Regions from separate parts of the Homo sapiens genome. Here region 2 is linked to region 1. A link is an interaction called in ENCODE POLR2A ChIA-PET data of the cell type or tissue named here. Cell type or tissue: HepG2. All regions are shown on one strand. Each heading gives the region's core, and the rest is flanking DNA. Links, peaks and the distances in the headings are about the cores only. Region 1 overlaps ARHGEF33 (Rho guanine nucleotide exchange factor 33). Region 2 overlaps SOS1 (SOS Ras/Rac guanine nucleotide exchange factor 1).

What was found. ChIA-PET counts read pairs that join two places held together with the same protein. Peaks named below come from ENCODE experiments on the same cell type or tissue, not always from the same donor. Only the 100,000 strongest peaks of a DNase experiment are listed, where the experiment ranks them.
Region 2: POLR2A ChIA-PET joins it to region 1 with 6 read pairs; 3 of 35 experiments call an interaction of 5 or more read pairs at or near these places.

Annotation. Positions count from the first base shown.
Region 1 is chr2:38,946,465-38,949,379 of GRCh38, forward strand. The region is part of intron 10 of ARHGEF33 (Rho guanine nucleotide exchange factor 33); the gene reads left to right. All of the region lies in intron 2 of LOC105374471 (a long non-coding RNA gene), which reads right to left. Among named protein-coding and RNA genes, the nearest start is that of ARHGEF33, 58 kb to the left of the region's middle. RefSeq lists enhancers at 573-1,073, 1,074-1,574 and silencers at 764-1,058, 881-1,067, 1,334-1,453. In HepG2, for the core only: a CTCF peak has its summit at 1,361 (motif pointing right); DNase peaks (open chromatin) are centred at 927, 1,367 and 2,727.
Region 2 is chr2:39,001,264-39,004,178 of GRCh38, forward strand. The region is part of intron 17 of SOS1 (SOS Ras/Rac guanine nucleotide exchange factor 1); the gene reads right to left. Among named protein-coding and RNA genes, the nearest start is that of ARHGEF33, 110 kb to the left of the region's middle. In HepG2, for the core only: no CTCF peak of the experiment used is centred there; a DNase peak (open chromatin) is centred at 1,178.

The DNA.
Region 1 (2,915 bases), core at 272-2,771:
GCTTCAACCCCACCCTCTTCGTTAGTACTGAATATGAAGTCTCTGGTTCTGAGCTTGGTGGTACTGCCGTTTTTCTATTTTAGGGTTAGATTTTCATTATCCTCCTCCACTCATTATCTTTCTTCTTTAAAGCTTTCCTGAAACCTCTGTGTGTACTTTATTTCTTTCTTTATTTTTTTGAGGCAGGATCTCACTCTGTTGCCCAGACTGGAGTGCAGTGGCATTATCTCGGCTCACTGTAACCTCCACTTCCCGGGTTCAAGTGATTCTCCTGCCTCAGCCTCCTGAGTAGCTGAGATTACAGGCACACACCACCATGCCTAGCTAATTTTTATATTTTTAGTAGAGATTAGGTTTCACCATTTTGGTCAGGCTGGTCTCGAACTCCTGACCTCAAGTGATCTATCCACCTCAGCCTCTCAAAGTGCTGGGATTACAGGTGTGAGCCACTGTGCCCAGCCTTTGTGTGTACTTTAAATAGACCAGCTGAAGGAAATACAAAGCAGAATGAAATTGTTCCTTTTCTCTATCGGCATTTTTCTCCATGCAAAGATGAAAATAAGTATATTAACATTTACTATCGGCATTTTTCTCCATGCAAAGATGAAAGTAAGTATATTAACATTTACTAACTTTCCCATCACAAACCACAAACCTTCAGCACTTTTTACCCCATTGGAAAGTAAGTTGGGATGCAAATAACCTCCACTGCAAGTACAACTTGACATTCAAGCCTGAGGTGGCCACATCTTCTCCAACCTATTAAATAAAACCTTAGGTTTTTCCTAAAGAAAAGTGAGTCACTCAAGAGCTTCCTCAGCCTGTTTGAAGCCAGCCGTGCCCCTGGCTGAAAGGGCTGGAAGTTGCAGGGGCACATTGCTGCTGGCTGAAACCTGGGCAGAACTTGAGGGCTATGATTCATTTGTTTGTTTTGTTTAGAGACAAGGTCTCTGTCTGTCGCCCAGGCTGGAGAAGGGTGCAGCGGCCCAGTCACAGCTCACTGCAGCCTCAAACTTCTGGGCTCAAGTGATCCTCCCACCTCAGCATCCCCAGCTGGGATTACAGGCATGAGCCACCCTGTGCTCTTATACATCATACCACTAACAGCTACTTTTTCAGTTTATTATAAAGACGGTGTCTTGCTCTGTTGCCCAGGCTGTCATTTGTCGAAGGATCACAGAAGTTGGAGTTCTGGGCTTTTTGGCTCTGACTCACCTAGGTAGAGCCACAGCCTCAGGATCACAGTTCTGTCTGAACACTTATGGAGGGAGCAGTGATCAGCTCAGCAGGATTGTCAATTAGCCTTGTAAGCTAAACTCCAGTGCTGTGTCCACCAAGAGCTCAACAAGCTTCGTGCTACAGATCACCACCAGGTGGCACACGTTTAATGATCATGCCCATCCAGGGTGGCGGGAACCTGCTACTGCCAAGCTCAGGAGTTATTTTGGCCTCATTCTGGGCTGACAAAAGCTACATTATTAACCTCAAACTATAACTGGATTTTTCTTTCTTGCTTTTAGTGTATTTCCCTCATTGATTAAGTACTATATTGTTAGGAGATAAAAACTTTGAAGGCTTTAGAAATAATAAACTACTAATGTTGCCAAAATTTCATCCCAGTAAGGAATAGGAAAAAAAAAAAGCTGAGCTCTGAATACTTCGTCTTCATGAAAAAGTTGCTTCTGGGCGTCAGGTCTGGCGCCAGGCAAAAGAGTGAAACAGGTTAAGTGTGGCTTGTACTTGCCATCTTTCTCCCTTTGCTGTCTGTCTTCTGATTTCACACTCCTCCCTAATTTCAAATAATACCCTTGTTAAATTTTTTTAAAAGGTTTAAAGCCCGTTTTCAATGTTTCGTATAGAATCCACTGTAGGTCATTGTTTTTCATGTAACTTATGTGCTTCCACAATGCTTGATGGAGGCCTTAGCCTTCTCCAACCCCACCCTGAAATCTCAAACAGTCATCCCGGTGGGCAGTCCAGGAGGAGATTGGTACCAGCTCTCCCATTCTCCAAGTACATTGACCACAGTGTAGCAGAATGCAGCTCTCTGGAAAGAAAGGGAGAAGGAAGGAAGAAAGGGAAGGAGAGAGGGAGGGAAGGAGGGAGAGAGGAAGGGAGGAAGAAAGGGAGGGAGGGAGGAAGGGGAATGAAGGAAAGAAAAAGGAAATCGATAATCCAAGACATTTTATATACATATATGGACAATTCTTCACAAAGTCAGATCTTCCCATGGTGCCCTAATATCTTCCAGGGTCACACCAGGACTATTACACAAAGTCATTTACAACCACTGGGTAGGAAGAAATCTTTTGCACCTAGATCTTTGGCTGGTGCAGCATTTTACACTTTCAGTACAATCAGTTGTGTTTTTCTCCATCAGGTTTATGGTCTTCTCCCAGTCAGTATACCCCGTAGCTACCCCTCCAAATTCCCCTCTGATCTGGACAGGGATTTCTTTGATCTCCTAAACCCACTGTTCCATTGTAAGCGCTCAGGTCAGGAGGCCTCTCCTCTTTTGTACCTGTAGGGGATCCAGGCACAGGAGGTGGAGGGAGTGGAAGATGGGAGTGGAAGTCTTCCTCATATCCTTTCATAGGGGGCTAGGTACCCTATTCTCGTGTTTGTGTGTCTCCTCTGAGCTACAGTCACAGAGGTCACTTTGCTTTGCTTGGAAATGAGTTGAAAAAAACCTCCTCTCGATCTGGCATCCTTCCTATTGTTCCAACAAAGGTTTGCTTGTTGGGAAAGCACCCCAGTTGTCCACGAGTTTACTCTCATTTGACCCTGGGGAAATATTCAAGTAAGTTCAGATCAACCAGACCATCTCTTTTCTGTTTGTTAAACTTGCGGTGCTGAAAGCATAAAGGAACCTACCTTAAGTCACCAAGTTAGAGCTCCAATCCTTGCTGTAACCC
Region 2 (2,915 bases), core at 217-2,716, 55 kb after region 1:
TGTTGGCCAGGCTGGTCTTGAACTCCTGGCCCTAAGCAATTCGCTCACCTCAACCTCTCAAAGTGCTGGGATTACAGGCTTGAGCCACTGCGCCCAGCTGAAAAAATTCATTTCTTAGCCCACCTATCCATTCTCCTATCAGTAGAATATTTTAGTTTATGGAGAAAAACTGTGTTATAGACCTGAAACATCTGGCAGAGCTTTGGAAGGAGTGACTGCCCTACTTTTATTCTTTAAATGGTGGTTGTGCCAGCAAAAGATGGGACTAACGCTGGTAAAATAATAGAGGAAGTATCAGCTACTATCCCTGACCCTCCCCCAAAGAAGGGGTTTGAAAACCAGTATCCAGAATTTAGGAAAAGAATCTGGAAGGAGTTTCTATAAACTACCATATAGACAGGATGGAATTCAGAAGCAGCAATAACATCTGGCTTTACCCACCGGATCAGAACTGTATGAAAGGCTGTCTAACTCCAGAGACTGGTAACTTTTAGCTTAAGAATAGCACAGATAGGGCACCAAAACTGACCAGGGTCAGTTGTAGATAAACTACCTTAAAGGAGCAGAGGCTCAGTAACTAGGAAGATGGGCAAGAAGAAAGGGGTACGAAGGTTGGCAGATGGGCTGCACCTATTAAACTTTGTGTGCCTATCAAACTACCTACATGTTTGTATTCACTCAATAAATCACACAGCTCACCTTAAAACACCTTATGAAATCATACTCTAAAGTGGGTCTGAAACTTCCTCCTTTCACTTAAGAACATGTTATGGCCAGGCGCAGTGGCTCACGCCTGTAATCCCAGCACTTTGGGAGGCTGAGGCAGGTGGATCACCTGAGGTCAGGAGTTTGAGACCAGCCTGGCCAGCCTGGCCAACATGGTGAAACCTTGTCTCTAGTAAAAATACAAAAATTAGCCGGGTGTGGTGGTGGGTGCCTGTAATACCAGCTACTTGGGAGGCTGAGGCAGGAGAACTGCTGAACCCGGGAGGCAGAGGTTGCAGTGAGCCGAGATCGTGCCATTACACTCCAGCCTGGGCAACAAAAGTGAAACTGTCTTAAAAAAAAAGAGAACATGTTATGAAGATCAGTTAAGTTTATAAAGATCTGAGAGAGGACTTTGGACAGTTTCAGTTTGTATAAATAAATACCAACCATTAGGATGTTACAGGAGCAGGGGCCAAATAGTGAGTCAGTGAATGGGTCCTGAGGTTTCTTTTCATGTCTGTGTACCGGAGACCATGGGATATCATGAGTAGCATGACTATAAGCTAGGTGAGCAGACTGACTGTGTATTTTTCACTTTTCTAAGCACCTGACGTAGTCCTGGTACTTAGTAGGTATTCAAGAAATATACGTTGACAGATTGAATGACATACCGTCAGATATATCCAGAGCCTTTCCAGTTCCTCTTAAACGAACTGGTAATATCTTTAAGCAAAAACATATAGGCTTTAATATTTTTCCAGGAAGAGAAAATCAATGAACTCAATATTTTTATCAAGAATGTAGAGGGTCAGGCTGGGTACGGTGGCTCACACCTGTAATCCTAGAACTTTGGGAGGCCAAGGCAGGTGGATCTCTTGAGCTCAGGAGTTCGAGACCAGCCTGGGCAACCTGGTGAAACCCTGTATCTACAAAAAATAAAAAAATTAGCCAGGCATAGTGGTTTGTGCCTGTAGTTCCTCCTACTTGGGGGATTGAGGCGGGATGACTGCTTGAGCCCATGAGGTGGAGGATGCAGTGAGCCAAGATGGTGCCACTGTACTCTCTAGCCTGGGTGATAAAGTGAGACCTTGTATCAAAAAAAAAAAAGAACGTAGGGGTAGGGGAAAAGTCCTCAGGAAAACTAGGAATTAATAATGATTTTTTTTAAACCTCATAAGATCAGCAGATAATTAGAGACCTTATCTTTTTGGAGAAAAAGTAAATTAAAGCAAGTAAGTGAAAACAGAAATGAGAAAGATATATTACAAATAGCGGTAATTAAAAAAAGTTTGTAGATATAAATTGAAGGCTAGTATTTTTAAAATAATGAAATGAAGCAATTCTGTAGCAAGAAGGATGCTTTCTTAAAAGGATAAAAACCATCTAATCAAGCAAGTAGTAAAATTATACTTTATCCCCGCTAAAACTGAGTTTCAAACAAGCTGCTTATTTCTGCCATTATTTTTAAAGCTTTGTTTGGGAAGTTAATGACCAATTATGTAAGGCGTAACATAGAAATAAGGTCAAAGGAAGAGACACTGTATCATATTTTGTAAACATGATTAAATATTTAGAAAACCCAAGGAAATTAAAAATTCTTGGAATTAAAGGTAACTTAATGAATACCATTCAAACCAAAAATACCCAGGAAAAATAATAAGGGGAAATGCTAAATATAATAAATGTTCTTTACAAATTAATTGACAGATTGTTCCAGTTACATTTGGGGGCATCCCCCCCCACTCAAACTTATAAAGTTCATTTGGAAAAATAAACAGGCAAAATTGGCCAAAAAAAAAGGACTGAAGAAACCCTGAAGAACCAACTTTATCATCTGTGAAAACACTATATAAAGCAGGGTTTCTCTGTCTCAGCACTGCTGACTTTTTGGACTGGATACTTACTTATTGGCTGTGGGGAAGTGTCCTATGCATTGCAGGATGTTAACAATATCTCTATCCTCTACCCACTAGATGCCTGTAGCACCATCCCAATTAGGACAATTAAAAAAAAATTGTCTCCAGGCATTGCTAAATGCTCCCTAGGGGGGCAAAAACTGCCCCCTGCTGAGAATCACTGATTATAAAGTGACAATCCTTAAAACTGTGGCAGGGGTATAGGAAGTCAGTGAGATACAATACATATTAAAGAAGGAGGTCCCTGGCCGGGTGCGGTGGCTCAAGCCTGTAATCCCAGCACTTTGGGAG